2 separate regions of the Mus musculus genome follow, and region 2 is linked to region 1. Evidence: chromatin loops called from intact Hi-C (ENCODE). Cell type or tissue: left cerebral cortex. All regions are shown on one strand. Links, peaks and the distances in the headings refer to the core of each region. The heading gives the core; the rest is flanking DNA. Region 1 has its middle 47 kb from the start of Gm33249. Region 2 holds the start of Ggt6 (gamma-glutamyltransferase 6).

The links. Hi-C counts contacts between places; a loop is a spot of excess contacts. Peaks named below come from ENCODE experiments on the same cell type or tissue, not always from the same donor. Only the 100,000 strongest peaks of a DNase experiment are listed, where the experiment ranks them.
Region 2: it touches region 1 in a loop (5-fold over the local background); 4 of 42 quality-filtered maps call a loop at or near these places.

The regions. Positions count from the first base shown.
Region 1 is chr11:71,330,031-71,346,683 of GRCm38, forward strand. It overlaps the pseudogene Gm17874. Among named protein-coding and RNA genes, the nearest start is that of Gm33249, 47 kb to the right of the region's middle. In left cerebral cortex, for the core only: a CTCF peak has its summit at 7,582 (motif pointing right); a DNase peak (open chromatin) is centred at 7,515.
Region 2 is chr11:72,422,039-72,438,691 of GRCm38, forward strand. Ggt6 (gamma-glutamyltransferase 6) reads left to right here and starts at 13,488. Exons shown (of 4, transcript NM_027819.2): 1 at 13,488-13,726; 2 at 14,401-14,603; 3 at 14,681-14,794; 4 at 15,101-16,369. The coding sequence starts at 13,581. The coding sequence ends at 16,131. In left cerebral cortex, for the core only: CTCF peaks have their summits at 5,062 (motif pointing left), 6,749 (motif pointing left) and 7,589 (motif pointing left); DNase peaks (open chromatin) are centred at 6,763 and 7,559; H3K4me3 peaks cover 303 bases.

The DNA.
Region 1 (16,653 bases), core at 2,926-10,925:
GATGTCCCTCAACAGAGGAATGGATACAGAAAATGTGGTACATTTACACAATGGAGTACTACTCAGCTATTAAAAACAATGAATTTATGAAATTCTTGGACAAATGGATGTATCTGGAGGATATCATCCTTAGTGAGGTAACCCAATCACAAAAGAAGTCACTTGATATGCACTCACTGATTGCATATTCCAGCAAGATTTTGCTGAAAGGACCCTGATATAGCTGTCTCGTGAGGCTATGCCAGTGCCTGGCAAATACAGAAGTGGATGCTCACAATCATCTATAGGATGGAACACAGGGCCCCCAATGGAGGAGCTAGAGAAAGTACCCAAGGACCTGAAGGGGTCTGCAACCCTATAGGTGGAACAACAATATGAACTAATCAGTATCCCCAGAGCTCGTGTCTCTAGCTGCATATGTGGCAGAAGATGGCCTAGTCAGCCATCATTGGGTAGAGAGGTTCCTAGATCTTGCAAACTTTATATGCCCCAGTACAGGGGAACGCCAGGCCAAGAAGTGGGAGTGTGTGGTTAGGGGAGTAGGGCGGGGGGACGGGAGTGTATAGGGAACTTTCGGGATAGCATTTGAAATGTAAATAAAGAAAATATCTAATAAAAATAGGAAAAAATTAAAAAATTAAAATCACTGGTTTTTAGTATCTTTTGACATTAATTAATTAATTAAATCATTAATTCTCCAGTAAAAGGATGCAGGCTAACAAAATAGATTAGAAAGCCAAATCAATCATTCTCCTGCACACAATAAACACACTTCAGCAACAAAGATAGACAGTACCAATAGATAAAGGGCTGGCAAAAGATTCTCCAAGTAAATGGACTCAAGAAGAAAGCTCAAGTGGCCATTCTAATATTTAATAAAATAGACTTTAAACCAAAATTAATCAAAAGGTACGGGGAAAGATACTTCATATTCTTCAAAGGAAAAATTCACCAAGATGATGTCTCAATTCTGAATATCTATGCCTCAAGTGTAAGTTCACATTCATAAAAGAAACAAAACATTTCTAAAGCTTAAATCACATATTAAACCTCAAACATTGATAGTGAGGGATATCAGTACCCCACTGTCATGAATGGATAGGTCATTCAGACAGAAACTAAACAGAGAAATGAAAATTTGAAATTCTTAGACAAATGGATGGATCTGGAGGATATCATCTTGAGTGAGGTAACCCAATCATAAAAGAACACACATAATATGTACTCACTGATAGGTGGATATTAGCCCAGAAGTCCAGAATCCTTTTTAGAAGGGAAAACCAAATACCCATGGAAGGAGTTACAGAGACAAAGTTTGGAGTAGAGCCATCCAGAGACTGCCCCACTTGGGGATCCATCCCATAAACAACCACCAAACCCAGGCACTAGGCAAATGCCAACAAGAGCCTGCTGACAGGAGCCTGGTATAACTGTCTCCTGTGAGGCTCTGCCAGTGCCTGGCAAATACGGAAGTGGATGCTCACAGTCATCCATTGGATAGAGCACAAGGTCCCCAGTGAAGGAACTAGAGAAATACCCAGGGAGCTGAAGGGGTCTGAAGCCCCACAGGAAGAACATCAATATGAACTAACCAGTATCCACAGAGCTCTTTGGAACTATACCACCAATCAAAGAAAACACATGGTGGAACTTGTGGCTCTAGCTGTATATGTAGCAGAGGATGGCCTTGTTGGTCATCAATGGGAGGAGAGGCCCATGGTTCTGTGAAGTCTCTATGCCCCAGTATAGGGGAACACCAGGACCAGGAATGGGAGTGTTGGGTTGGGGAGCAGGGGGAGGGGGAGGGGATAGGGGATTTTAGGAAAGGGGATAACATTTGAAATGTAAATAAAGAAAATATCTAATAAATGAAAGTGTCACACACACAAAAAGAACTAACAGATTTTAAGGCTCAGATGGGCCTAACAGATATCTACAGAACATCTCACCCAAACACAAAAGAATATACCTGAGCTGGGTGGTGGTGGTGCATGCCTTTAGTCCCAGCACTTGGTAGGCAGATGCAGGCGGATTTCTGAGTTCGAGGCTAGCCTGGTCTACAAAGTGAGTTCCAGGACAGCCAGGGCTACACAGAGAAACCCTGTCTCGGAAAAAAAAAGAATATACTTTTTCTCAGTACCACATGGAATCTTTTCCAACACAAAACTCAACATATATGAAAAATTTGATATAACCCCCTGTATCTTTTCAGACCACGATGGATGAAAGCTGTACTTCAACAATAACAGAATCAACAAGCCATGAGATGTTGGAAAAAGATGGAAACTGAATGATTCTGTAGTGAATGAAAAGTGGGTCAAGGAAAAATAAAGAAATAAATTAATTTGAATGCACAACATATCTAAACTCATGGAAAATAATGAAAGAATCACTAAAAGGAAATTTTATATTAACAGCTTTCATAAAGAAAGTAGTAAGGGGTCTAGAGAAATGGATCAGCAGTTATATGCACTGTATGCTCTTCCAGAGGTTCTGAGTTCAACTCCCAGCAATCACATGGTGGTGTATAACCATCTATAATGGAATCTGATGTCTTTTTCTGGAACGTAGGTCTACTTTGATAGTACACCATATTTTTTTAAAAAGAAAATATTTAGTGATATTCCACAATTTCATACTAGTGACTTAACAGCACAACTGAAATCTCTAGAACAAAAATAATCAAACACACCCAAGAAGAGTATATGGCAGGAAAGAATAAAACTCAGGGCTAAAATCAATAAAATCATATAGAGAGTTTTTAGTCCATGAACATGACTACTGTCACAAGGGATCACATCCATAAACCTAGGTTTGTGTAATCCGGAATACAGACTCACCCTTAGTACACACCTTTAATCCCTCTGGCTGGAATAAGGTAAAATTGGTTTGTAAAAGGAAGTAGTCATGTTTGAAAGAGACATCTAACTGAGGAGAAGACAAAGTGATGAACTAGAGAAAGATTTGGCAGAATGAGTCAGAGATAAGATACACCTTACTGTTACAAGAACAGCACAGGAAAGAGAGACTACCTTAGGCACCGGGAGAGAAAGGTGGTATGTGTCACTTTTAGCAGAATAGTTTTACAAAGGCAGGTGATAGAACACAGGTGAAGATAGAAGGAGCCAGAAACTGAGGAGCCAGAGATTAAAACATATTATAAAAGTCAGAATTGCCAAGCAAAGCAATTCAGTAAGAAGTTGAGAGAAGCCTTGAATATGTCATCTTGGAGAGGAATGAGCCAGAACAGCTGAGATGAATGAGATAGCCAGAGTTCAGAAAGAACTGTAAGGGATGAGCTTATTCAGCAGTAAGCTGTGAAAAGACATATGTCTGGCAAATAAAAGTCACGTTTACAAATTAGAAACAGAGAACAATACAAAGAATCAATGAAACACGGAGATGGTTCTTTGAGAAAATCAATAAGATAGACAAACCTTTGGCGAAACTAACTAAAAGGCTAAGAAAAAATACCCAAATTAACAAAATCAGAAATGCAAAGGGGGCATAATAACAGACACAGAGGACATTCAAGGAATCATTAGATTTTACTTCAAGAACCTGTACTCCAAAAAATTGGAAAATCTAAACAAAGTGGATGTTTTCCATGATAGGCACCAATTACCGAAACTAAACCAAGATCATGTAAACAATCTAAATAGACCTATAAGTCCCGAGGAACAGAAGCAGACATTAAAAGACTCTCAACCAAAACCAAAACCAAAACAAGACAACTACAACAACAAAATCTAAAAACCAATCAATCAAAAAACAAACAAACAAAAACAAAAAACCCAAGACAGTTTTAGTGCAGAGTTCTATCAGACTTTCAAAGAAGCGCTAATACCAAAGACTCCTTTGAAGTGGAAGCTTCTGGTTTGTTTGGAAAGTCAGTTATGTCAAATGATGTTTTGGCTGGGGTACACAGGTGAAGGATGTCTTGCTAAAGCAGACACATGAAAGAATGTTTTTCTAAAGTAGACACAGGAAAAAGGATGTTTTGATAAAGCAAACATGTGATAGGACCCGTGATGAAAAAGTATAAGTATGACTCCACAGTCAATGGGAGACAAGCATTGGTTTGGTTTGCTTGCCTCGCTATTCTTAGCTAACAACACACGTGTATTGGTTTGCCTTACATAGCATTGTTGAACTCAACTTGTGGCAATGTTGCCATTGAGAGAAACCCAAGAACTTCTCATGAGGTTCCTGCAGCAGCTTGCTACTTCTTCAGCCTTGCCTCAGCCAGTTGGTTGGCAAGCCTGGCAGTTTCTTCGGCATTGAACTACAGTTCTGGGTTGTGCCTGGTGTCTGCCTGCCTAGAGGACTGGTCTGCAGCTGCTAAGTCATATTTGGTGTTTGCTATAGGTCTGAACTGCTATAAGAAGATCAAGCTACCCCAAAAGAACTATTGCTGAACAGGTTCACTTCCCCTGTTTCCTAATAATTTTTCTCTTCCACTACCTCTGGTGGGCAAGAGGAGAGGTTGAACATTTATTAAAAGTAGGTTGCCAAAAAATTTATGCCTACACTCCTAAAATTATGCCACAAAATAGAAACACAAGGAATACTGCCAAATTCATTTTATGAGGCAACAGTCATCCTGATTTTATAGAAGAGAAAGTGTGGAATATTCTTGAATGCATTGGCATAGGAGACAACTTCCTGAATAGAAGAACACTAATAACTCAGGCACTAAGATCAACAACTAACAAATGTTACCTCATAAAGTTGAAAAGCTTTTGCAAGACACAGGACATATCAAAAGGACAAAATGGGAAAATATTTTCACCAACTCTTTATCTGAAAGAGGGCTAATATCGAGATATATAAAGAACTAAAAAAAAAAAAAATCACACCTCAACAAACCAAAATAACCCAATTAAAAGTATGGCAAAGATTTGAATTCTCAACAGAGGAGTTTCTAATGGCTGAGAAGCACTTAAGGAAAATTTCAACATCCTTAATCATCAGGAAAATACAAATCAAAATGACTCTGCGACTCATCTTACACCCATCAGAATTGGTAAGATAAAAACTCAAGAGGTAACAAGGGGGTGCTGCTTTATTGCTGGTGGGAATACAAATGTGTACCATCACTTTGGAAATAAATTTAACTTTTTTTTTTCAGAAAATTGGAAGTAGTTCTACCTCAAGACCCAGCTTTACCACTCCTGGGTATATAGTCCTAAAACTCTCTACCATACCTCAAGAACACTTGCTCAACTATGTTCACAGCAGCTTTCTTCATAATACCCAGAAACTGGAAACAGCCTTCATGTCCCTCAACCAATGAATGGATAAAGAAAATGTGGTACATTTACACAATGGACTACTACTCAGCTATTAAAACCAAGGACATCATGAAATAGGCAGGCAAATAGGTGGAACTAGAAAAAGATAGTCCTGAGTAAGGTAACCCAGACCTAGAAAAACAAACATGGTATGTATTCACTTATAAGTAGCTATTAGCTGTAAAGTAAAGGATAAGTTTTGTACAAACCACAGACCCAAGAAGCTGATTAACAAGAAAGGACCACCTGACTCACTTGAGTCTCATGGTGAAGGGGAAATAGATTAGACTAGACACTGGGGGTAGATGGAGGGAGGGAACTGGCTGCAGGAGGAGTTGGGGAGGGGAACAGGAGAGATGAGGTGAGAAGGAGGTGGAGAGAGAGGGTAGTGGGAGAGACAACTGGAATTGGGGGGGGGCTTGTTTAGGATGAGCTAGAAACCTCAGATAATGGAAACTCCCAGGAATCTATGAGGATGACCCTAGCTAAGACTCTTAACAATAAGGGTTTGAAGCCTGAACATGCCATCTCTTGTAACCAGGCAAGACTTTCAGTGGAGAGACTGGGACACCAAACCCAGCCACAAATCCTTAGATCCACAATTTGTCCTGCCTACAAATGTGCAGGTGTAAAAGATGAAGCAGAATTTGAGGGGTAGGCCAACAAATGACTGGCCCAACTTGAGACCTGTACCATGAAAGAGATACCACCCCTGACACTATTAATGATTTTAACTGTCATCTGAGAGATTTCACCCAGCAACTGATGGGAACAGATGCAGAGCCCTATAGCCAAACATTAAGCTTGGGTAATTCTGTGAAAAAGAGGGAGGAAAGATTGAGGGAGCTATAAGGGTCAAGGACAAACAAGAAAACTTATAAAATCAACTAATTTGAGCCCATAGTGGCTCATAGAAACCAAACCATCAACCAGAGATCATGCATGGGATAGAGCTAGGCCCTCTGCATATATGTAACAGTTGCATAGCTGGGTCTTCATGTGGGACTCCTTTAGTGGACTTAGTGATTAAGCTAAGTTGGCTGGCCAGTGAACTCAAAGGATCCTCCTGTCTCTAGATTCCTCGTGCTTTTTATTTGGGTGCTAGGAATGGAACTCAGGTCCTTGTGCTTGTCTGGGAAGCATTTATCACACAACCCCACTATACTTCTTAACTTTTAAATTCATTGGTTGGCTGGTTGGCTGGCTGGCTGGCTGGCTGGCTGGCTGGCTGGCTGGCTGGCTGGCTGGCTGGTTGGATGGTTGGCTGGATGGTTGGCTGGCTGGTCAGATGGTTGGTTGGCTGGTTGAATGGCTAGTTGGCTGGTTGGTTGGCTGGTTGAATGGCTAGTTGGCTGGTTGGTTGGGTGGTTGGACAGCTAGTTGGCTGATTGGTTGGTTGGTTGAGTCAGTGGATGTATGGATGCCACTGTGCCTGTGGAGGTTAGAGGACAACATTCAATAGCTATTTCTCACATTCTACCTTACTGGAGTCTCCACTTTCCGTCTCACCATAGGAGTACTGGGAGTATTAAAAATGCATGCTGCACTCCCCAGCTTTTAATGTGGGTTCTAGAGATTGAATTCAGGTCATTAGGCATGTGCTGCAAATGCTCTCACCTGCTGAGCCACTTCCCTGTTTGACCACACAGTCTTTTAAATAGACTTGGAACATGATCCTTCTCACTGTGCTCAAAGAAATCAGTGGTCTAGCTCTATAACTCTCCCTGCTGATGCACACAGTCTTCACTTAATCTTATAGTCAGTTCATCTCACCCTAGTCTAAACCATCTGTCTACAGATTATTGAAATCACCATAGAGGCTCACCAGCCATGGGACATGATCTACCCCCACCCCACCTCCACTAGCTCTTTGGCAATACACTCTACCTCACTTTCCTCCCTGTGCCTTGATCCTCTTGGTCACCTTAATCCTTGAACACACCAAGAGACCATGCTCAATTCAGAGACCATGCACTGGCTTTGACACTCTTTAGAAATAAAGAGTAGTCAAAGGCTTGCTTGGTACATCCCTCTTATGAAACAACACTTCTAGAACTTTACCTCATTTTATTTTTTTCTGCATGACTTCTACCTTAAAATATCATGGAAGCTCTTGGAATGTAAGACCTAGCCTGTTTGTTGGTCATGTCATGTGTTCCTCTGGCTCATCTCCATCTCTGTGCCTGAGACAGTGCACACAACATCAACACAGAGATGCTTTCAGATCTGGAGAGAGTTTTCTTTCTTTTACAATTTTTTTTATCCTTCTAAGCAGATATCAAATACGGCCACTAGATGACACTCAAGTACTTTCTGTTTATTGAATTCTTATACTCTAAAGCCCCTTTGGCTGTCTCTCTTCTGAGACCAGAAGTTTGAAAGTCACCCACTTCTGTTGCCTTGAATCTCTGCTTTCTCTCTCTCTCTCTCTCTCTCTCTCTCTCTCTCTCTCTCTCTCTCTCTCTCAGAAGAGCCTTTTAGAAGTACATTTTTAAAAATGATTTCTTGTTTCTTGCTTGTTTCAACCGGAAATTAATGGATAATCCACATATAAGAAAGGATGCTTGCTTTCTCTATTCAAATTATAATGACTTGAATCCCTACCCTGGCAACTTATAGCACCAGCCTTTTCATATGTCCCTTCCTCTCAGTTATTTCTAAGAATGTTCATAAATTGTCCAGTGGGGAGTCTGGAGTCAGTTCTAAGTCTTCCCACTGGCTACTTGGACAGCCTGTCTTGTTGGACACTATGCCCATCTTTATTTTCCCAAGATTCCTAGAGCTGTTGTCCATTTCTAAGCCACCAATTGTAACATTGCTGTTCTTCACCTGAGCACCCCTAAAATGTTGTTTCCAGGAGCATAGCTGAGACCAGAATATGAGATATGATGGAACAGGATTCTCTTGAAGGATTAGGCAGAAAGGACGGTAGATACAGGAGAAAGTCACTCATACTGGCTGCAGTTTCCTGTGTTCTCAGCTGCCCCTGCTCTTGGAGGCCATCTCTGAAGCTGGACTAATCCCTAGCTGTCACCAGTGGGATCATTCCTCAGGGCTAAGATTTTCCAGCCACCTCCACCTCTAGGAGACATGGTCTTTCTGGCCTCCACCCCTCAGAGAGTGAACAAGTTCTTCCCATGTCTGTATACTTCCTAACATAAAGCCCAAATCAACCTCCTTGCAGGATGGGTGATGTGGGAAACCATTTCCATGTGTGGTTAGCAACAGAAGTACAACAACACAATCCCAACAATTTGACACTTCATTTCCTGATACTGGTATATTTTCAGGCTTAGGCGAAACAGTGAACTCACTGAACTATGTAAATTGGAAGGGTTTTGTTTGTTTTTAACAAACCTCCCACCCACCTTCCCCATGCCTTCCTTTCTCTTTGTTCTAGGCTCCTCTTTAGTGTAAAGCGAAGGAAGATATTGGGACTCACGGTGTCTTATGGTTTTAATCTCTGTGAATTTAGGCAGTGCCAGTCTAAATTAAAAACCAGAAATATGTTCCAAACAGAATATTTATCTGGAAAGATCGGGGGACAGAAGGAAGGCATGTGCCATAGTAAACCATGGAGGAGTGAGGCAAGAAGAATTTTAGAGGAAGCTGGAGAAGGCTTATATCACATATTTAAAAACAGTAGTACTGGCCACCATAAGTAGTAACAGGGATTGTGTCTGTAAAGAGTTGACTGGATAGTTGCTGAGCAACTGTTTTTGCAGAACTGCTTTTAAAACAATGTGTCTGTGGCCTTTGTCAAAAGTTAGTGTTCTGGTTTCTCTTCTTTGTTTCTGGGCATGGCTCCTTAGGACTTGTGCATGCTATAAAAGTGGATCTGTGAGCCATTCCCAGGCTTTCACAGCTTAGATAGCTACCACTATGAAATCCTCCACAACCTCTGGTTTGCAAAATTTTGTTTGTTTTGTTTTCAGCTAGGGTTGACACAAATAATTGTGTTTCATTTCTGAAAATGTTGTGTTGTGGATGTTATCAGTTGGGACTGTGTTCCACAACTCTGTATTTTGATTTATTGTGGTTTTTCTATAATGGTCCTCATTTGCTGCAAAGAATTTTCTTGATGAGGAGTGGGGACTATACTTATAAGGACAAATATTTAAAATGTAGTTAGGGATTATGCTGGTTTTGTAAAGTGGCAGTTGGACATTCTCTTCCAAAATCCATGGTTTCCATTAGCTCTGGCTGTTGGCAGCATGGGCGTTTCCAGGACTAGGAATAAATCCTTTGTTGAGCCAGTCTTTGTTATTGAGCTCTTGGTTACCACTAAGGTGTTTGTGCCACTACTACATCCTTAGGGTTATCATGCCATTCTGGTCATTGCTAAGGTTCATAGGCATTATAGTTGGGTAGGATTCTTGGTTGCTTTCTTCCCTTAGAAGCTTGCATGGCATGGTATCTTCTGGTACCATAAAGGCTAGTTTTTAGAGAGGAGGTTGCCTTCCTGGCTGGTAACTTGTTGATGCCCATCTGGAGGCTGATGATGTAGTGTTATGTGAGTGGCAGGATGTGGTTCTTAGGGTCCCAGAAATGTTGCCTGATATCAAAGCTGTCATACCAGGCTTCCTGGCACATTTGTTGGTGCTCACTTGTAGTGTGATGACAGACTAGCAGACCTTCATAGTTGTGACATTGATATTTTGATATTGCTTATCTCTGCAGACGATCCAAATCTCCCTGCTATACTGAATTCCTTTGAATTGCTACCTGTATCATGTTCCTATTCTTGAATAAGTTACTAGCCTTGAACGGGTCCATGGGGACTATATCTTGGCCAGCCACATACTTGATGAAATTGGAGAGGTTTTTCTGTCCATATTTCTGTACCAAATTTAAGGAACTGAGCTGAGTTTGTGATTGTGTATAGGATACTCCCATTTTTTTAAATCATTCTGGAAGACAGGATCAATGGAGAGGGCCATGAATATCTCAATATAGCAGTGGAACTCAGTTTTTTTTTTTCTGGTTGCCTGTATTTGGAAAGGAGCCAGCTCTTGACCTTGGCTGAGAGCTGATAATGGTGTTTTTATCACTGCAACAGAAATTCTAAGATAGACATCTCTAAGCTGTTTCCATTTCTTAGCTATTATAAATAGAACAGCAATAAGCATAGATGAGTAGGTATTTCTGGAACCTCTAGAGTAGGATATAGTAGTCTTTGGAATGCCCAAGAGTGGTATAGCTGGATTATAGGGCAGATCTATCGTTAGCTTGAAACAAACAAACAAATAAGCAAACACTCAACATTGATTTCCAAAGTTGCTACACCAGTGTGCACTCACACCAGTGGTGAATGAGTTCCCCCCTTCCCCCACATTCACACCAGGATATGCTGTCATTTGGTCTTTTGATTTTGGCCATTCTATCTTGGGGAAGTAGTTTTAATTTCTCTGATAAAGTAGTTTGCATTTCTCTGATGGCTAAAGATGTTGAACATTTTAAAAAATGTTTCTCAGAAATTTATACTTCATCTTTTGGGAACTCTTTGTTTAGTTTTATTCTCTGTTTTAAAATTGGGTTATACTCTGGAAATCAGTCTGGCGGTTCCTCAGAAAATTGCACATAGTACTACCGGAGGATCCAGCAATACCTCTCCTGGGCATATATCCAGAAGATGTCCCAACCAGTAAGAAGGACACATGCTCCACTATGTTCATAGCAGCCTTATTTATAATAGCCAGAAGCTGGAAAGAACCCAGATGCCCCTCAACAGAGGAATGGATACAGAAAATGTGGTACATTTACACAATGGAGTACTACTCAGCTATTAAAAAGAATGAATTTATGAAATTCCTAGCCAAATGGATGGACCTGGAGGGCATCATCCTGAGTGAGGTAACACATTCACAAAGGAACTCACACAATATGTACTCACTGATAAGTGGATATTAGCCCAAAACCTAGGATACCCAAGATATAAGATACAATTTCCTAAACACATGAAACTCAAGAAGAATGAAGACTGAAGTGTGGACACTATGCCCCTCCTTAGAATTGGGAACAAAACACCCATGGAAGGAGTTACAGAGACAAAGTTTGGAGCTGAGATGAAAGGATGGACCATGTAGAGACTGCCATATCCAGGGATCCACCCCATAATCAGCATCCAAACGCTGACACCATTGCATACACTAGCAAGATTTTATCGAAAGGACCCAGATGTAGCTGTCTCTTGTGAGACTATGCCGGGGCCTAGCAAACACAGAAGTGGATGCTCACAGTCAGCTATTGGATGGATCACAGGGCTCCCAATGGAGGAGCTAGAGAAAGTACCCAAGGAGCTAAAGGGGTCTGCAACCCTATAGGTAGAACAACATTATGAACTAACCAGTACCCCGGAGCTCTTGACTCTAGCTGCATATGTATCAAAAGATGGCCTAGTCGGCCATCAATGGAAAGAGAGGCCCATTGGACACGCAAACTGTATATGCCCCAGTACAGGGGAATGCCAGGGCCAAAAAAAATGGGAATGGGTGGGTAGGGAAGTGGGTGGGGAGGGTATGGCGGACTTTTGGGATAGCATTGGAAATGTAATTGAGGAAAATATGTAATAAAAATATTTAAAAAAGAGAAAAGAATCTATTTTCAATAAAGGAAATAATTGGCAAAAAATTTAAAAAATAAAATAAAATTGGGTTATCTGTTCCCTTAATGTTTAGTTTTTTTTGAATATTTTGTATATTCCATGTGTTAATCTTTTGTCACATGTATAGCTGGGAAAGATTTCTCCCCATTCTGTAGACAGCCCTTTTTACTCAAGTTATGATTTCCTTGGTTGTGCAGAAGACTTTTAATTCATGAGGTTCCGTTTATTAATTTTTTGTCTTGATGAGTGTACTACTCGTGTCCTGTTCAGAGAGTTCTTTCAGTGAATCCAAACACATCCCCCACTTTGTCCTTTATCAGACTCTGGGTATCAGGTCTTCTGGTGAGATCCTTGATCCATTTAAAGTTGAGCTTTGTACGGTGAGAGCTAAGGATCTTGTTTCATTCTATATGTAGCCATTCAGTCTGGGCAGAGTTTAAATGTAGTTACTCTAGAATGGGGTGGCAATGCCTCTATTAGATACCACAAGCTAAAGCCCCAAAAGCCAAGTGTCAACAACTTTTGGAGTTATTGGCTAGGGAATTCCCTTAGTTGCTCCCAGACTTTATAAGTTATTGCCAATGAGTTTGGTTATATTCCAGAACTTGATAGTAAGACTCTATTGCTAAAGAGATTATATATTTGAGTCATAGAACATAGAGAAAACATGCTGGTACTAACATGGAAGTTTCATCCTACTGGTTAGATTTTGTAGTTCTCATAAGTGTTATGCACACTACCATAGGGGAAAGTGATCATCACCCTTAAATAGCTGTAAAACTTTGAGGGCTACCATAATGACTGGCCTGCCAAGACACACTTACTGGTGCAATGGTGGTAGAAATGTCAATGGAATAACTAACTGCTTTCTGGTTGGATTTAAATCTCACTTCACAAGATGAAATTCATATTTGTCACTGTTATTGGGACCCAGAGCCTGTGGTTACAGTGGTTGTAGGTCTTAATGGAAGCCTTGCTACTATTATTTTTCTATGTTTATTAAGCTGATTTCTAATGACTTATTATTAAAGCCATAGATTTGTGTATCTATTAACCCTCATCAGAGGAGAGTTCTCATGTAGTGTATGGCAGTTAATGCAGAAATCTACTTCTGGTCAAGGTACAGAAAATAAGGGACCGTGAAATGTTCAGCCCTAAATGGGACATTTATATTACAGTCCCTCCTCCCAAAACTCAGGGATCCTCTCCAAAGAGGCGCTAAAAAGATTGTAAGAGACAGAGGTGGTAGATGACTCAAGGAAATTATTTTCTGGACACAGGAGAAAAGTTGGACATATGAACTCACAAAGGTTGTGGTGACAGAATGTACAAGATAGACAGAATCCCAGCATAGAGATGGCAGATGGACACAAATTCCCACCCCTGGGTGAGGAACTATTGATAATTTATGGCTTCTGGATAAAGGGGAGGGTCAGTTCTCTTTAAGTATATGGGTTCTGGAAGGTCAGCCACACTCCAGTGGAAGGCCACACATCCAAGAGTATATAGAAAGCACAAATTGGGCTTGGTATATTTTAAAAATAACAAAGAAGATACAAAATTGGGTGGGTAGGGAGGAAAGCATGGATCTTAGAGGCATTGGGGAAGATGGAGAATATGATTGAAATGTGCTGTGTGTGTTTATGAAATTCTCAGAGAATAAAAACATTTTCCTGTTCTTTGAGAATATTGTACAATGTACTCTTCTCCTGCATAACCCCCATGTCTCCCCCCAAACTTCATGTCCTCATGTCCTACAAAGTCTAATTAGTACTGTTCACATGTTAATGAGTATGGTCCATTCCCTGGACTGTGGTCAACCTACTAGTGACCATAAGCATAAAGAAAATAGATTGTACCTATTCTAGAGCCATTAACTCTCAATAAATCCTCAATAGAAGTAGGTACTAGCTGGGCAGTGGTGGCACACACCTTTAATCCCAGCACTTGGGAGGCAGAGGCAGGCAGATTTCTGAGTTCGAGGCCAGCCTGGTCTACAAAGTGAGTTCCAGGACAGCCAGGGCTACAAAGAGAAACTAACTAACTAACTAACTAACTAACTAACTAACTAACTAACTAAGAAGTAGGTACTCATGAGCTTCCCTCACCCCAAAATGTTTACTGCCTTGGTCCTGTGTAGGTCTTGTTTAAGTAACCACAACCACTGTTAGCTCATTGGTACAATGGTCCTGTCATGTTCAGAAGACATAGTTTGCCTCACTCATTCTCAGCTTCCGGCCTTTACAAACTCTGTCTGGCCCCTCTTTCCTGGGCCTTGGAATCATGACCCATGTATGGTGCGTGTGTGTGTGTGTGTGTGTGTGTGTGTGTGTCCATTTGTTTTCCAGAAACTTTGAAGTTAAGAATTGATTCTTAGCAATGTACATGCAAAGTTCCATTTCATTCACACAAACTATAACTACTATCTCTTATCTCCTTCCTGTTCATTTTTATTTTGCTTCATATATGTTGATGTGGGTTCTAAGTTAATACAATTGTTTTATTTTTATCTTCCATTTTTGTATGTATATAAACATTGCACTGGGTCTCTTCAGAACAAGATGGGCAGTGAGTGCATAAAATGGGTGAATTGAGTTTCTGTTGCATTTATTTATTAATTGTATGTTCAAGGGTGCATGCCACAGCATGTGCAGGAGTCAGTTTCTTTTCTTCCACTGTATGGATCCCAAGGTTGATTTAAGGTCCTCACGCTCAATGGCAAATCCTTTACCTGCTTTGAATTGAGGCTTTTTTAAAGCAGTCTTAAAACCAAGGAGGGGGCAGATTCCTAACTGTGGGCCTATTTTTTTTTTTGCAATCTACTTTTAATAAGTGTTCAACCTCCCCTCTAGCTCATCACCCAGCAGAGGTAGTGGAAGAAAAAAGTTATTAGATCTGAGGGAAGTAGACTTGTTCAAAAATAGTTCTTTGAGGGCACCCTCGATCTTCTTTGGCAGCAGTTCAGTCCCGTAGCAAACACCAAATACAACTCAGCAGCTACAGACCAGTCTTCTAGACAGGCAGGCAGGCAGGCAGGCACCACACACAAACAGGCATCTACAGACCCGTTCTTTCAGCAGGCAGACACCAGGAACAACCCAGAAGCTGTAGTTCAATGTTGAAGAAACTGCCAGGCTTGCCAACTAATTGGCTGAGGCAAGGCTGTAGAAGCAGCAAGCTGCTGCAGGAACCTCACGAGCAGTTCTTGGGTTAGTTTCTCTCAATGGCAGCATTTCCCCAAGTTAAGCTCAACAATGCCATGTAAGGCAAACCAATACATGTGTGTCATTAGTGAAGAATAGTGAGGTGGAGCAAACCAAACCAATGCTTAGTACTCATCTCCCACTGTCTATGGGGCCATATTTAAACTCCATCAAGCATCCTTTCATGTGTCTGCTTAGCAAGACATCTTTCACCTGTGTGCCCCAACAAAACATCATTTGACATGACTAACTTTCCAAAGAAACTAGAAGTTTCCACTTCACCTAGCACTTGTCAAGTTGGATCAGTTACCTGCCCAGACCCTTGGTAGGACCAGCTCACTTGAACTTCACAATATTTTCCAAATACTGGGCCAGCCACTCCAGCCTTATAGATGAGGGCTGCCTGGTTCTGGGCCACTCTGAAGATGGATGAGCCGTATGCATAGTGCTATTTCCCATGTGTTGAGCAGTGTGCCTCCAGCATGATCAGTCAATACCTCTGCCTCTAGCTGGCTTATCCTGTCACTCCTTCAGTCACTTCTAAAGGCAGCTAGGAAGCAGGGGACAAGAACCTCACGCTTTCCTGGTATCACATTGAGGATGTCTGAGCCCCTCAGGATACCCTATGTCCATTGCACTCAGCCTGTCCCCATCCCCTTCATGTGGAGGCTTTTGAACTAGGAAAAAAAAGAGGTGTGCATCCAGCTCTGTAGATGCTCATCAAAACAAGAGGATTTAACTTCAGGAGGGCCTGGGATTAGCTCCAAGTTGTGACTTCTGCCCAGTAAGAGGTGCTAAGTGGAAGACTAAGTCATGGGAGGCAAGTGTGGAATTCCCTGAGAGGAGTCTTTCAGAGAAGGCCAAATCTCTAGGTGTCTGGGAGTTAGTATGGAGAGCTAATAAGCCCCCAGCCCCGGAGGTTCTGCTAAGCCTTCTTAGAAAAGGACAAATCCTTGGTATCAAATGGTCATTAAGCCCCGTATCCTCCAGGCTCTCTTTTTCATGACAAATTTTAGTTTGGGCCACCAGGTGGTGATAATTCAATAGAAATAAGTTCTGGAGTCATGAGAAAATGCATTACTAGCAGGCTGAAAGGCTCTGGGGCAAAGAGCCAGAGAGCTCACAGGGAGAGCAGAGGCCGAGCTTGTGGACTGGTTGAGGAATGACTGGGAGGCTTGAGTCTCTGGTTCTGTCTATGCCTAGGTCTAGAGAAAAATTCTGAATTACAGAGACTAAGGTAGGAGCAGACACATGCACAGAGGCCTCACTAACTTCTCTGGGCTTAGTGGGCACCACTGCTTACATCGTTAACCACATTGGACAGAGCCTTGCTACTCAGTGCCAAGGAAGAGCATTCCTCATGACCTCTGCTTCAGTCCCTGCCTGCAGGTTCCTGCCTTGATTTCCTGTTCTGACTTCTCTTAGTGATGAACTTGATCTATAGAATGAAACAAACCTTTTCCTGCCTTGGTTGTTTTTGGTCATGGTGTTTATCACAGCAGTAGAAACCATAATGAAGACATTGGTTCTTTGTTGCTTCTAATAATCTCAG
Region 2 (16,653 bases), core at 3,701-11,700, 1.1 Mb after region 1:
AGGAACCGGGGCTATCAAAATGACTCTGCAGGTAATGGTGATTGGGTGATTGCTGTCAAGATCTATGATCTGAGTCCCAGGACAGGCAGGACTACAGAGAAACCCTGTCTCGAAAAACCAAAAAATAAAAAAAAAAAAAAAAAAAAGAAAGAAAAAAAAATGATCTGAGTTCAATTCCCTGGACCCACAAGTTGAAGGTGCGAACTGATTGCCACAATTTGTCCTCTGACCTCCACATGTGCATTGTGATAGGACACATCTATACACGTGGTCACACACACATATGTGCACACAAATCAACTGAAAGTTTAGTTTACTTGTTTGTTTTTTAATTAAGAAAAAAAAAGTCCAAGGGCTAAAGAGAGCTCAGCAGTTAAGCCCAGGAGCTGGAGAGATGGTTCAGCAGATAAGAGCACTGGCTGTTCTTCTAACGGACCCTGGTTCAATTCCCAGGACCTGCATGGTGGTCCACAATTGTCTGTAACTCCAGTTCCTCTTCTAGCTTCCTTTGGTACCAGGGATGGATATGATTCACAGACATACATGCACACAAAGCACCCAATCACATTTTAAGAAAAAATTTAAAAATACTGCATGCCTTTAATCCCAGCACTCAGGAGGTAGAGGCAGATGGATCTCTGTGAGTTCAAAACTAGCCTGGTCGACACAGTGAGTTCCAGGACAACCAGTGATCGTACAACTGAACCACTTCTCCAACCCCTAAAAATTGTTTTAAAGGGAAAGACAGGCTTGCAGCTGTGTACACGGTTTTTCCTTGGACTTATTTTGTTGTTTGTTGTTGAGACAGGCAGATCCTAGGGTTTTGCTAGCCTGTTAAGCAAAGACCCTGTCTAAAAAATAATAGTTCTAGAAAACACTCAGTATTGATCTCTAGCTTACATCACACACACACACACACACACACACACACACACACACACACATGACACACAAATTAAAAAAAAAAAGGAAAAAGAAAAACAGAAAAATATAGTCCAGGTGTGGTAGCTCATACTGTATGTAATACTAAGCGTTTAAGAAGCAGAAGTCAGCAGATCTCCAGGTTGGAGGCTAGCCTGGTCTACCAAGAAGCAAGTTCCAAGATAGCCATGACTTCACAGAGAAACCCTGTCTCAACAACAAGAATCAACTCTTAGCCAGGCATGGTGGCGCACGCCTTTAATCCTAGCACTCGGGAGGCAGAGGCAGGCGGATTTCTGAGTTCGAGGCCAGCCTGGTCTACAAAGTGAGTTCCAGGACAGCCGGGGCTATACAGAGAAAACCTGTCTCAAAAAAAAACAAACAAAAACCAACCAAACAAAAAGAATCAACTTCTGTTTCACATTTTAGTGAAACTTAAGAACAGAAAGGGATGAGGGGGCATTGAAATCACAGTGCCAGAGGCTGGGGGGGGGGGGCTACCTAAAGGTAAAAGGCAAGACTCTAGCATGAGAGTCTTCATCAGCAACAGTGGAAGAAAAAAAAAAAGAAAGAAAGAAAAAAGGAAAATATAGATAAAGGAAAATAAACTCACACTTAGAATTGAATACACAACTGTATGTTTCAAGAGCAAGTGACAGATTAAAAACGTTCTTGATCATCACTGAGAAGAACCTAGAAGGAAGCAATAATAATGGAATACATCCTCCAAACCTGGAGAGGCAGCGGTGATGACTGATTTGGGGTTTTTGTCTGCTGCAACTAAAACCACAGCATGGGGTGGGGTGGGGCTGGCAAGACAGTCCAGGTCCCTGTGTAGCAGGTGCTGCCCGAGTCCTAGCTCACATTGTCTCAGCCTTACCTCTGACTTCAGCCAAGATTCTAGGAGAACACGCTCTCCCCTTTCTGCTCCAGGATTTCTGGTAAGGCCTTGATGGAGGGATGTCACCACTCCAGCACCCCACTTAAGGGGATCAGTAATATTTGTGGTGTTGTGGCTGGCTGACTCAGAATAAAAATATTCCCAGCATTCACCCATGAGGCATTTAAACCCGAGTAACATTCCACACAGTTTATCTATTATCAATTAATGGGCATTTAGATCACACCTGACCTTTGGCTGTTGTAAAAGCATCACTGTGACAGTGGGAATGTTTGAATGTATTGATTAAGTTAGTTGCCAATCATTCACAGAACCCTACTGTCTTCTAGGGACTGTGGTAAGATCTGGAAAAACAGCAACAAACAAAAGAAACACCTTGGCATCAAGGAGCTTGTGTTCCAATTCGGACAGGCCATGTTCGCACAAGTTCTCTGATTGCAGGTGCCAGGTAGTGGCATGCCGAGATGGCATCAGGGTCTGTGGTTCATAATGACAGAAGAGGTGAGGTCTGCTTTATCCAGGGTGGCCTAAGAAAGGATGTCCGTGGACAGACAGACATAACTGGAAGAAACAGCGGAAGAGACGGAAAGTGTATTTTGGCTCACGGCTTCATGGGATCGCAGTCCTCCACGGCTGAAAAGGCGTGCCTGTGTTCACATAGCTAGGGGTGCATAGGTTGACCACGGGAGCTCTGATCTTCAAAAGGCCTGCTCTAATAAGCTACGTCTGCCAGGTAGAACCCACGTTCTAATGACTCCTCAACCTCCAAAAACAGAACCATCAGCTGGGGAACAAGTGTTCAAAACATGATTCTGTTGGGGACATTTCACATTCAAAGCATATAGCACAGGCCATTTTCCCAAGTGTTCTGTCACATTGAGACCTCTGCCTAGCCAGATATGTGCACTACACAGACAAGGTTTCCAATGGTCTCTACCACCTCTAGTCCCAGGGTGAAGGAACGGTGTAGTTATCCAGCCCCTCCCACCTCCCACACTGCTGACTGTAGAGTCAGGGAGAGCCCATCAGAGAACCACTGCGGGTCTAAGCAGTTGTAACTCACACAGCTAGAATGAATGTGGGGTCGGCTGCCTCAGGAGTCTACCAGAGAGGGTAGACTCTCTCACACTCTTAGAGGTCTCACACTCTTAGAGGGATTGTGGCTTTGTAAATGGGCTAGCCTTGTTTCCCCTTTTCTCATCCACCCTGTCAATACCCAGTGCCCTAGATTCCAGGTCCTCCAATGTTACAGGAAATGTGATCACACTGTGAACCCCAAGATTGTGTTATTACTGGAAAAAAACTGTTTCTAGTTGTGGTGTGGCTCAGCTGTAGCACACACCCTTAATTCAAGGGTGTTCTGTTTATTGTAAACAAGATTAAGTAATGTTAACCTTAGGTCAAGAGGCCAAGTTGACAGTGAGAGAACATAGGGAAAAAAAAAACCATAGAGAATAAAAAGAAGTCAGGAGGATGGATAGAGAGAGGCACAGGAAGCAGATGGGAGGGACATTCAGTTTGAGGGGTTTTGAGACACCATGGAGAGGAGAGCTTCCTGTTGACTGAGGAGGAAGATGAGCTGGGTGCTCTCTCTGCCTCTCTGAATTAGCAGGCTTTGACCCCAGCTTCTGGCTCCTGAGTCTTTATTGGCAGTTCTTCCTAGTCCTACCCATGCTCTCAGCAGGACTTCTCAGCTTTCCCTCCCCCCCTGGAGCAGCCCTCTTTCCTTCCTTCATACACCTTCACAAGACAATGACATCATGCATTAAACTTTCTTCTGCACAAGAAGAAACATAGAACAGAGGTGACCAGGGGCGTAACAGGCAGGAGAGAATTATTATTTGATGCTTACAGAACTCATTGTGCTGGGCTCCAGTTTCTGTCTCAAAAACCTAATAAGTGACTTCCATGTCTGGTATTGATTGCCTTAGAAATCGTCCACCTGAAAGAAATTAGAAATCTAGAAAAATGGCTAACAATGAAGAGAAACAGAAAAGGAAAGAAATATGGAGAAAATATACAAGCCATGATTTTAGACATTAAATAACAGGTCGCCCAGATCCCTGAGAAGAGAGAAATTATTTGTGTGAGATCCTAGCTCCTAGCCTCAGAGCTTCAAGGAATGTTTGGTCACAATACAATGAGGAAGATACCAAACAGAGCATGGAGTCTCACTGAGCTGCGGAGGAAAAGACTGGAGTTCTAAATGGAAAGCAATTTGTAAAACCTTCGTACTGAGAAAATACAAGCATCGTTAAAAAAAAAAACAAACCCTCCAGATGTCTACACAAGAGTACGCTGGAGGGTTAACCAAGAACTGATGCTCTCCTGTGTGAGAACAAAATACCCAAGGCCAGGAAAAGGGTTGTCACAAAGTAGTAGGCCAAAAAATGTCTGGAATTCACACAAGACTAGAAATAGTCTAATGAAAAGCTCTTGTCACCCATCAATCACTGCATTGAGTCCTCAGAAAGATCACACATTAGTAGCAGAATTAATTAATCTCAAAATAAAGTCTTCCTACCATAATAAGGCTTCAAAGGAAGTCTGAATGGATCAAGAGCATTCACAAGTGTTTTACAACATGCCAGAATGAAACCCAACACTCTACAAAGGAGTATATCAAAATACAGCACTCAGCAACATAAAATTTACAGCATCTAGTACCCATTTAAAAATCACCAGGTAGGCTGAGGATATAGCTCAGCTGGTAGAATACTCCCCTAGTCTGCACAAAACCCTGCATTATGGGCTGGAGAGATAGAGAACAGTTAAGAGTCCTGGTTGCTCTCACAGAAGGCACAGATTCAATTCCCAGCATCCGTCTACTTGCTGGCTCATGACCATCTGTGCCTCCAGTTCCAGGCGATCTGATGCCTACTTCTGGCCTCTCTTAGGCGTTAGGTACATACATGGTGCTCAGATATGCCTGCAGGCAAAAACACACATACACACTAAGTAAACTTTAAAGCCATGCATTCATTTAATCTCCACTTCATCAACTGAGTATAGGGGCACGTGTCTGTAAACCCAGGAAACAGAAGGAAAAGGATTAGAAATTCAAGGTCATGTCCAGCTACACTGTGAATTTGATACCATCCTGGGATGAAGAAGACCCTGGAGAGATGGCTCAGTGATTAAGAGCACTGTCTGCAATTCCAGAAGCCCTGAGTTCAATTTTCAGTAATCATATGATGGCTCATCTATAATGGGATCTGATGCCCTCTTCTGGCCTGAAGGTGTACATGCAGATAGAGCACTCATACATAAAATAAATTTAAAAATTTAAAAACAAACAAAACCCCCAATAAACAACAACAACAACAACCCAAAGACAAAATTATTTTTTTAAAAAGGGGGAGAGGAAGACTGGAGAGATGGCTCAGCAGTTAAGAGCACTGACACATTGCTCTAAAACCCTTCTAGTAGAGGTCCTGAGTTCAATTCCCAGCAACCACATGGTGGCTCACAGCCATCTCTAATGGGATCTGATGCCCTCTTCTGGTGTGTCTGAAGACAGCTGATAGTGTATTCATATACATTAAATAAATAAAAAAATAAAGAGAAGAAAAGAAGACTCTGTCTCAAAATGGAAGGAAAGGAAAGGAAGGAACCAAACCACACAAAGAAATTTACTCATTACTTGGAAAAAATATAATTATTACTCTAAAGAGATGACTCAGCAGTTAAGAGAACTTGTAGAGGGCCTGAGTTCAGACCCCAGAACCCACAAACAGCTCACAAACACCTTTAACTCCAGGTTCAGCAGATCAATGCCCTCTTCTGTCCGCTGTGGGTACCTACATACACGTGCATACACATATATACAGACATACACATAAATAAAATTAAACAAAACACATTTTTAAAAACAGGTTTCAAGTCAACCAGAGCTACCACCAAGACACTGTTTCATTGAAAGCAAACAAAAGCCCCATGAACAAGCCTAGCTCTGTACTGTTACCCCACCATTATCTGTCTATAATATACAGCAAACACAGCATATTGATTACTGAAACTTTGTAAAAAGTCTTAAAAAGTGGATAGCTTTGGTCTTCTCACATATTTCTTTTTCAAAAACATCTGGGACTGGATTTTAGAATTATCTTTTAAGAATGACAGTCTACAAGATGACCATTTATCAAGATGATGGTTCTCTACTGACAATATTGAGTTTCCAGGTCCATGAACATGGTATGTCTCTCCATTCACTTAGATCTTTTGTTTATTTATTTAAATATATATATATATATATATATACATATATATTTAATTGTAACTCTTTTAAAAATGTATCTCAATTTCTTAAAGACTATACTATTGGAAGAAACCAGATATACACAAGTACACACTGTATGATATATGACTTTTATAATATTTAAGCCCTCAAAACATGATTCCTATAAACGTTTAGAGATAGAAATAATATCAGCAGTTTCCAAAGGTTGAAAATATTAATAAAAAGCAAGCAAAGGAGTATGAGTGACTTTGTGGATGTTGAAAATGGCTGTAGAGTTGATTGATGGTTGCACAGATGAACACTGAATTTTACATTATGCAAAGTAGACTTCAATAAATTTGATTAAAAAAAAAAACAGGTCGTGGCACACACCTTTAACTCCAGCACTGGGACAGGGGCAGAGGCAAGCAGATCTCTGTGAGTTTGAGGATCAACCTGGTCTACAGAATGAATTCCAAGGACTACATAGTGAGACTACCTGAAAGACAAAAAAACAAACAAAAACTCCAATGGGTAAACGACTTGTTAACTAGTAACAGTTTTGATAATAAAGTGAAGAACGTTGCCTGATTGAAAACTAGCACCTCTAAAATCTGTCAGGGAGTGGAAATATGACTGTATCCTATAAAACAAAAGAGAGCCAGACTGAAGGACAAGAATAGAACCCTAATAAAGGTTTCCCAAGAGCGCCACCTGGAGGCAAAGTAGGCCCTCACAGCAGCCACTTAACACCTAGAGGCGGCTGTGTACCAAACCCACGTGACTTACAAAGCCGGAGACCTCTGTGCAACTCATGGGGGGGTGGGTGGGGGGTGGTGGTGGCTTGGGCTTCGTTGTTCCTTCCCCCTCCAGCCAGCTTCAGCTCTGGGGGAAACAAAAGCCACCAAGCAGGGAGTGAAAAGAACCCAAGAACAGATACATAAATTCCATCTTTCTCTGTCTCTGTCTCTGTCTCTGTCTCTGTCTCTGCCTCTCTCTCTCTCTCTCTCTCTCTCTCTCTCTCTCTCTCTCTCTCTCTCTCTCTCTCTCTCTCTGTCTCCCCACCCCCTACACACACCTTTTCCATTACCTGCTGCCTACTCAAACAGAACAAGGAGTTGCAAGAAATAATTTTTTTTGTAGAAATAATTTTTTTTAACTCTAAGTAATCTCGAGTTTGAGTGAATTAGGGAAATTTATTGGCTTGTTTTCAAATTATTGTTATTTGTGTGTGTGTGTGTGTGTGTGTGTGTGTGTGCGCGCGCGTCCTTCCCCACCTCTCGATGTTTCTTGTGGTAAATATACACAGCACAAAATGTACTGTCTAACCACACAACAGTTCTAGAGAGGCCAGGGCGCTGTTGCCCTTCAGTTCTTTGTCCTCTTCACCCAGACGTGTAAATCCCCCTTCTGGTCCCTCTCTTTTCCCTTTCTGGATGGTGGCCCTGCAGTACTTTGTCTAGGTTGCCTGTAGAAGGCACTTCCTCTTGACAGGCAGGTCCAAGCTCCACCCAAACCAAGCCTCACTGTGTGCCACTGCCATCTTGTGGCCAATTTTCATATGATTGCACTTCCCAATTTCTAGACATTTCTTCCCTCACCAAGATAAAAGAGAAATAATAACCCACTGTAGAAAGGTCTTGTTGGTGTCAGGGAGGAGACCATAGAGGAAGCAGCCAAAACCTAACAAACATTTACTTCCATATTCCAGATCTAAAAGTAAGAAGATTTAAGCTAGGCATGGTAGTGCACAGGCTGTGAACTCAGCACTTAGAAAGCTGAGGCAAGAGGATCACAGGTTCTAGGCCAGCCTACGCTAACACAGTGAGATCCTTCCTCAATAAAGGACTTGACAGATGGCTCAAAAACCCATACTCCTTTTAAAGAAGACCCGAGTTCAGTCACCTATAACTCCAAGTGCAGGACAACCTAACTCCTCCTCAAGCTCCTGCACTTATATGTGAAAACACACAGAGAGACATACGCACATACACATAAAACAAAAATAGTAAAAAAAACTTAAATAAATAAATACTTAGATAAGAAGGCTCAGTGTATACCTAAGTATGATCCCCAGACCCCGAGTAAATGTGAAAGAACAGATCTGATCAAAATTGTCTCTGACTTCCCCACATGCTGTGATGTGCATCTCCCACAAATACATTCCATGTACATGTGTGCACAATAATAAATAAATAAGTTAGAAAGAAAAGAAAAGGCTAGTGCCCAATGGCATATCGGAACTTACTCCACCCCGAGCCCTAGTCCAACCCCCAACCCTCCACTGCCCTCGACAGAGTTTCTCTGTGTTATCCCTGGCTGTCCTGAAACTCACTCTGTAGACCAGGCTGGCCTAGAAGTCACAGGGACCCGTCTACCTCTGTCTCCTGGTGCTGGGATCAAAGGCATGCACCACCACAGTTGGCTATTTAGAGAGTTTTGAGGCAAGATCTTACTATGTAGCCTAGATTGTTGATGAACCCACAGCCTCCCTATTTCAATCTCCGGAGTGTTGGAATGACAGGCTTGTCCTAAACAGGGAAAGGGGGTCTCTGTTTTGTTTTTTGTTTTTTTAAAAGATTTATTTATTTATTATATGTAAGTACACTGTAGCTGTCCAGAAGAGGGAGTCAGATCTTGTTACAGATGGTTGTAAGCCACCATGTGGTTGCTGGGATTTGAACTCCGGACCTTCGGGAGAACAGTAGGGTGCTCTTACCCACTGAGCCATCTCACCAGCCCTCTGTTTTGTTTTCATTGTGCAGTGCTCAGGATGGAACGCTGGGCCTTGTCTGGGATTGCTTTTGTCTTGTCGTTTTTGTTTTATTTTGCTTTGTTTGAGACAATGTTTCAGACAGCACAGTCTGACCTTGAACTCCTAATCCTTTTGCCTCCACCACCTCAGTACAGGGATTATATTTCTATGCTTGACTTCCCAAACTTCTTTCTTTCTTTCTTTCTTTCTTTCTTTCTTTCTTTCTTTCTTTCTTTCTTTCTTTCTTTCTTTCTCTTCCTTCCTTCCTTCCTTCCTTCTTTTCTTTCTTTTTCTTTCTCTTTCTTTCTGTCTTTTATTGTTGTTGTTTTTTTTCGAGACAGGGTTCCTCTGTATAGCCCTGGCTGTCCTGGAACTCACTTTGTAGACCAGGCTGGCCTCGAACTCAGAAATCCGCCTGCCTCTGCCTCCCCAGTGCTGGAATTAAAGGCGTGTGCCACCACGGCCCAGCTCTCTTTCTGTCTTTCTTGCTATTGATCATTTGTTTGTTTGTTTTCTGTTGTTTTTATTTTTGAGAGAGTGTTGCTCTGTGTAGCCTTGGCCATCTTGGAACTTAACTCTGTAGATCAGGTCAACCTTGAACTCAGAAATCCACCTGCCTGTGCCTCCTTAGTACTAGAATTAAAGGCATGGGCCACCATGCCCAGCTTTCTTTTTTCTTTTGCTTTTTAATGATGTGTATCTGTGTATTTGGGTACATGCATATGGGTTCAAGAGGGTGGATGCATAGGAGAGGAGAGGAGAGGAGAGGAGAGGAGAGGAGAGGAGAGGAGAGGAGAGGAGAGGAGAGGAGAGGAGAGGAGAGGAGAAGAGAAGAGAAGAGAAGAGAAGAGAAGAGAAGAGAAGAGAAGAGAAGAGAAGAGAAGAGAAGAGAAGAGAAGAGAAGAGGGTGTTGGTCCCTAAAACTGGACTTACAGGAAATAATGAGATGCCTAATATGGGTGCTGGGAACTGAACTCAGGTTCTCTGCAAGAGCAGTGTATGTTTTGGGGCTGCTCCTAACTGCTGACCCCCTTGTTTTGTTTCTTAAAAGTGTCTCACTAAGCAGCTTTGATCCTGTAACTCTCTTGCCAGGAGCTCTGAGTGCTCCAATTGCAAGCATGTGGGACTGTACCCAGCATCTCTTTTAAAAGAAAAATTTAATGTATATCAGTGTTTTGCCTGCATGTATGTATGTGTACCATGTGCAGTGCGTACCTGTGCCCAATGAGGCCAGAGGAAGGCATCTGATTCCCTGGAAATGAAGTTCTGACAGTTGTGAGTCACCTTTTAGGTGCTGGAAACTGAACCCATATTATCAAGAGCATCAAGTGCTCTTAACGGCTAAGCCATCGCTCCAGCCCCTGTACCTACTACTTTTTACAAAATTAACATATGCTTGGCCAGGCGTGGAGTTGCAAGCCTTTAACCCCAGCACTCTGGAAGCAGATGCAGTCGGATCTCTGTGAACCCATCAGCCTGGTCTACAGAGTGAGTTACAGGATAGCCAAAATTACACCGAGAAACTCTGTATTGGAAAAAAATTCTTTATTATTGCCAGGCTTGGTGTTTTACCTTCAGTCCTAGCACTTGGGAAGCAGAGGTGGTCTGGAAGTCTCTGAGTTTGAGGCCAGCCTGGTCTACAGAGCAAGTTCCAGGACACCCAGAGCTTCCCTTTCTAAAAAACAAAAATAATTAGTTTTAGAGATAAGATAATACAGACTATATAAATGTGATATTATGTAATGTTTTAGATACATGTATGCATTATACAATGTTTAAATGAGGGTAAAAATCTTTTTCTCCACAAACATTCTTTGTCATGAAAACATTCAAATCCAGCCGGGCATGGTGGCACATGCCTTTAATCCCAGCACTTGGGAGACAGAGGCAGGCGGATTTTTGAGTTCGAGGCCAGCCTGGTCTACAAAGTGAGTTCCAGGACAGCCAGGGCTATACAGAGAAACCCTGTCTCGAACCCCCCCCCCCAAAAAAACCCCAAACAAAAACAAAACAAAACAAAAACATTCAAATCCTTCTAGTTTTGAAATGAAGTCGTGCACATCTGTAATCCTAGCACTGAAGTTGAGGCAGGAGGATCTCAAGCTAGAGAACAGGCTGGGCTACATAAAAAAGACTGTCTAAAAAAAAAAAAAACCGGTTCATACATACATAATTAGTGGTATAATACATGGTTGTTACCTACAGTTATCCTGCTGTGCGGTCGCACACTTGAGCTTTTAGACCCGTTTTAGCTATAAACACATCACCTACTGACCAGCTATTCTATTCTAGTCTCAACTTCTATGAGATATGGCCAATGTTAGTGTAGAAAACGAGGTTTTCATAAAACACAAAGTACATGCAGAAAAGCATACATAGATGTGCCACTTGATTTGTGTTCACAGTGGGCACACCCATGAGACCAACACCCTCATTAACAGATGTCAGCTGGGAGCCCACCAAGCTGACAACCAGGATGAAAGATTTTTCCAAGGTGAAAATGTGACACGTCAGAAGCTGTCAGGGTCAGCACCCAGAGCCAGCGCATGCCTATGATCCCAGCACTCAGAAGCAGAGAGGCAGGTGGGTCTGAGTTCGAGACTGGCATGTTCTACAGAGTGAGTTTCAGGATAGACAGGGCTACTACAGAGAAACTCTGTCTCAAAAAAACCAAAACAGGAAGAAAGAAATCACTGTAACAAATATGTCTGTCTAATAGGAAAGTCCAGGCCCCCTTCTCTAAAGGACCTGCTTTCATATGACATTTTGATATTAACTTTTCATTTGTCACTCACATCTTTTTTTTTAAGATTTATTTCTTTTATGTATATGAGTACATTGTAGCTGTCTTCAGACACACCCACCAGAAGAGGGCATCAGATCTCATTACGGATGGTTGTGAGCCACCATGCGGTTGCTGGGATTTGAACTCAGGACCTTCGGAACAGCAGTCAGTGCTCTTAACCACTGAGCCATCTCTTCAGCCCTGTCACTCACATCTTGATATTAAACTTTTAATTGAGCCAGGGATGGTGATGCTTGCCTATGATCCCAGCACTGAGGTGCTGAGGGTAGGAGAATTAGAAGTTCAAGGCCATATTCCTCCCTCAGCTACGTGAGGAGTCTGCGGGCAGCCTGGGCTACATAAAACCCTGTCTCAAAACAAACAAGCAAAGGGCCATTGAGATGGCTCAGTGGATAGGGATGCTCACTGTCAAGCCTGACCATGCTTGGTCCCCTGGATCCAGATGGTAGGAGAAAACCAACTGCCACAAGCTGTCCTCTGATTTCCACATGCATGCTATGACACTCATGTGCCACACACCACACATACAAACACACACACAAGAAAGAAATGTAATAAAAAAAAAATAAAGGCAGGCATAGTGGCACACACCTTTAATCCCAGGACTCAGAAGACAAAGGCAGACAGATTTCTGAGTTTAAGGCCAATGATTTAGTATACATAGTGAGACCTTGTCCCAAACAAACAAAACTCAAAAAGATCTTTTAGTTTTATTAATAAATATGAGTGGTACTTTAAAAAAAAAAAAAGACAGCTAAGTGTGGTGTCCCGTGCCTTTAATCCCAGCACTTGGGAGGTAGAGGCAGGCAGATTTCTGAGTTCAAGGACAGCCTGGTCTACAAAGTGAGTTCCAGGACAGCCAGGGCTATACAGAGAAACCCTGTCTCGAAGAAAGACAGACAGACAGACAGAAAGAAAGAGAGAGAGAGAGAGAGAGAGAGAGAGAGAGAGAAAGAAAGAAAGAAAGAAAGAAAGAGAGAAAGAGAGAGAGAAAGAAAACAAAAGACAAAAGGAAGGAAGGAAAAAGAAAAGTAGGAGAGAAAGGTAAACAAGACTTCTCTGGCTTCTTCCCAGATGCCCTGACTGTTCCGCACTCCAGCTGCGTTCTGACTCTAAACGTTAACCGGTCTTACCTTGTTCTGAGCCTTGCTTAAGACACACAATGTGTGCCCTTTCCTACCTGGCCTCTTTCACTCCCCATGTTCCCTCTGATTCATGTACAATATTACACATAATTGTCTCTTGTTCATTCTTTCTGCTGCAGATACCCCAGTGCCTGAATAATGGCTTGCACGGTTTTTCCTGACAATGGTGTTAGCATAGTTTCCAATGTGGGACTGTTGCAAATAGCACTGCTTTGCCCAGGAACAGGTCCTTGATGTGAATGCCAGGAAGAAGGTTGGAACCGTGTTTTCCAGACTGTTTCCCCACAGAGGTCTCTGACTCCGCCTTCTGGACAAAAGCCACATGACACATCCAGGGATGGCCCTCACCCCCCAAGCTGTTCGCCAGATTTCATAGTAGCCCAAGATTGGACCATGACCCTCCTTGGAAGCCACACCCCCTGACAATATAACCTGGTTGGTGGTGCTAAGCCACACCTAGGCTACCCTTTGTAACCATAGCTCTAATTCATGTCCACGATTCCTAGAGACCTGAGTAGCTTTGGGATCTCAAAGGTAAAGAGAGACTCCACTCACCCCACCTCTTAGTCTATAGCTATAGTGTTGGGCTCCTCCTAGACCTGTATAAATTGTGACTCTGTATGGCAGCTGCTCGGGGAACCTTTATAAGAGCCCCGAGTCCTAACGAGGCAGGCTCATAGCAGCCTTCCCAGCCCCGCCCTGCCCAGACCTGTTCTCTGTTTCACCACCTCCATTCCCCAAGGCCACCCAGCACCAGCCACAACCTGCTTGCTTGCCTCTCTGGCAGTGTCAACTGTCAGGGCTCTCGGCAAAGATCTGGGGTAGCACGGGCCATGGATGCCACCACAGGACCTGTGCACTATCACAAGCTACAACTCTGGGAGCCTGGCGTGGAGTCAGAGGAGGAGGAGGAGGAGGAAGAGGAAGAGATAGCAGAGCCACTGGTCCTCTCCCTAAGGAGACTCCAAAATACCCCCCGGTGAGTCAGCAAGGGCCTGGGGACCTCCATAACTCAGGCTGGACGGCTGGCAAGGTCCTCTCTCTGGAATCCCTAAGCTGGGTCAGGCAATCTCACACTTGGCTGAGCATCAGGGACTTTCTAGATGAGTTTGGGGGGAGGGGAGCTCTAGGCTGCAGATCCAACTTGGGACTGAGCCAGTCAGTCAGAGGAAGGTCTGTGTATCTTAAGAGAAGACATCTTAGACATCTGTATCAAGCTGGACCCAGTACTGCCCCAGCTCTCCCAGCCTCACCCCAGCTCCATGCCATAGCACCTGCTGGACGGGTTGGGACTGGGCTACACCTGGATGAACCCTGCTCCTCAACCACCTCTCCCCATGTGCCAAGCCCCTTCCAGGTCTCCCTCTGACTGACTGGCCACCCCTGCCTCCTCCAGCTCTTCTGTTAGACACTCTCTCCAAGCCAGCCTCAGTTTCTCCAACTTTTTCCTACCTCTGTGTCTTTGCCAATGCAGTGCCCTGGGCTCTCTCTCTCTCTCTCTCTCTCTCTCTCTCTCTCTCTCTTCTCTCTCTCTCTCTCTCCAATTTATACTCTTGCAAAATCAAACCTTTGGGGGAAACATTCCTTGGGTCTTCTTGGGGTTCCTGGGTGCTCCTTTACCCCATCCCTGGCTCAGGACTCCCCTTTCTGCAGGAACGAGGTTGGTGGGTTGCCAGGAGCCTGGGCCCGCCTGCTGGCAGGCTTGTTGCTGCTGGCTGTTAGCAGCTCTCTGGCTCTGAGGCAGCTGCACAGTAGGGACAGCCCAAGAGGAAACTTGGGCTCTGTGGCCCCTCCAGCCAGCAGACACTCCCATCGCCCTGGTGTGTACCACCACAGCGCCATTATCAGCCCGGCAGGTCAGTGTTTGGGAAGGGGCTAGGGGTCAGTGGTTCAGGGCACCTCCCCATCACACACAGACCTTTCCTTACTGCAGCCACATGTTCCCAACTGGGCCAAGAGTTGCTTGTCGCTGGGGGCAATGTCGTGGATGCTGGAGTTGGAGCAGCTTTGTGTCTGGCGGTGGTACATCCTCATGCAACAGGCTTAGGTCAGTGTAATCTGTGGGCCCTGAACCTCAGAGCTTCTAACCTGGGGCCTAGTTAGTGACCTGGAACTCATTAGGGCAGTCAGTGGCCATTACCTCAAGACTAGCTAGTGAGCAGGACATGGGATCTGAGCACCAGGCCTAGTCTTGAGTAACCTTTGACCCTGGTCAGCAACTCCTGATTTCAGGCTTAGTCAGTGACCTCTATTGCAAGCAAGACAGTGATTCTCTACCTGGGACCACTGGAGGATCTTGACCCCAATTCTGGCCAGTGCCTCTGATCCCCATGTGACCTCTGTCTCCCAACAGGTGCCACATTCTGGGGTCTCTTCTACAATAGCTCTTCAGGAAACTCAACTGCCCTGACAGCAGGCCCAACCCAACTCCTGGCCCCCGGCCTGGGGCTGCCCACGGGTCTGCCTGCTCTGCATTTGCTTCATGCCCACTTCGGCCGCCTGCCCTGGCCACACCTGCTGACCAAGCCTGCCATGCTGGCTGAAAAGGGCTTTGAGGTAGATGCACCCCTGGCAAACGCACTAGCCATCCAGGGCACAAAGGGGCTCTGTCCATTGTTCTGCCATACCAATGGAACCCCACTGGGCCTTGGGGCTCGGGCCACCAACCCCAACCTGGCAGCTGTATTACGCAGCGCAGCCCTGGCCTCCAGCCCAGATCTCGCTGGGAAGGCCTTGCTGAACCCGCTGGTCAGAGACCTGGGGTTAGAGTTACCTTCTGCTCAGCCCGTGCCTTCCTTAGAGCCTGCGCTGCAGCTTCTTCTGCCTCGGGGGGTCCTGTTCACGACTCCTGGCCCCTCAGCAGGTCCAGAACTTGTGGAACTGCTGGAGTCTACTCTTCACTCCAGGACACCCAGCTCTGCTCCCTGCCCACCATTCCTGCAAACTGCTGAAACCCCAGTGAGCAGTGCCCTGGCCACCGTGGACAGCAACGGCTCCATGCTCCTCCTCATCTCCTCAATCAACAGTTCCTTTGGTTCTGGACATCTATCCCCAAGTACTGGTGTTCTGCTCAGCAACCTGGAAGCCAGCCCTGCACCTAGTGCCTGGGCCTGTCCACTCATCCTTCGTGACAACCTGGATGACACAGAAGCCGATATGTTGGGGATGGTGGCTTCAGGGATCTCCAGAGGGGCCAAAGCCATGACTTGCACCTTGCTCAATCATCTGGCAACACCCCAAATCCCACAGCAGCCCCAGCATCAAAGACCCACAGAGAGCCCTGGCATATGTGGCCAAGGGGCCCTACTGCAGGCGGTAGTCCATGCAGAACACGCCCATGTCTCCAGTGTCCCCAGTGGCTGCTGCCCCTTTCAGGGGTATTAACAGAGGGGCAGAGGTGTCTGGAACTTGAGAGCCAGACAGAGAAGGTCTAGCAGCAATGAATGTATGAAGAGAATGTATCTGTGAGGTGTTTGCTGCTCCATCACATGAAGCCTCCATCCTAATCTGTTACCTGGCTCTGGCTCTGGCATCCAGGGCTGGTCCAACCACATTTCCTGGTACCCACACTGATGGAATTTCTGACTTTTCTATCAAATAAAGACCAGAAGATGATGAAAAAGAGTCTGAGTGCCACTCACCTTTGGGAAAGCCCAGTGGAAGGTCACCAGCCCTTACTGAGTCTTTGGGCAGGGTGGGCAGCTCCATCTTCCACTGGACCATTCCCTGCTGATCTTTATCAATTGGACTGGAAGCTAATAAAGTTCAAATCTTCCGGGGACAGAGTGACATCTGTGCTCTTTGGCTAACTTTCCTGTTAACCTTTGCAACACAGGTGATGAACGCCAGACACAGGGGGAGGAGCCTGGGTCTGTCTCTTTCGGCTTCCCCTGCTCCAGCCACCTT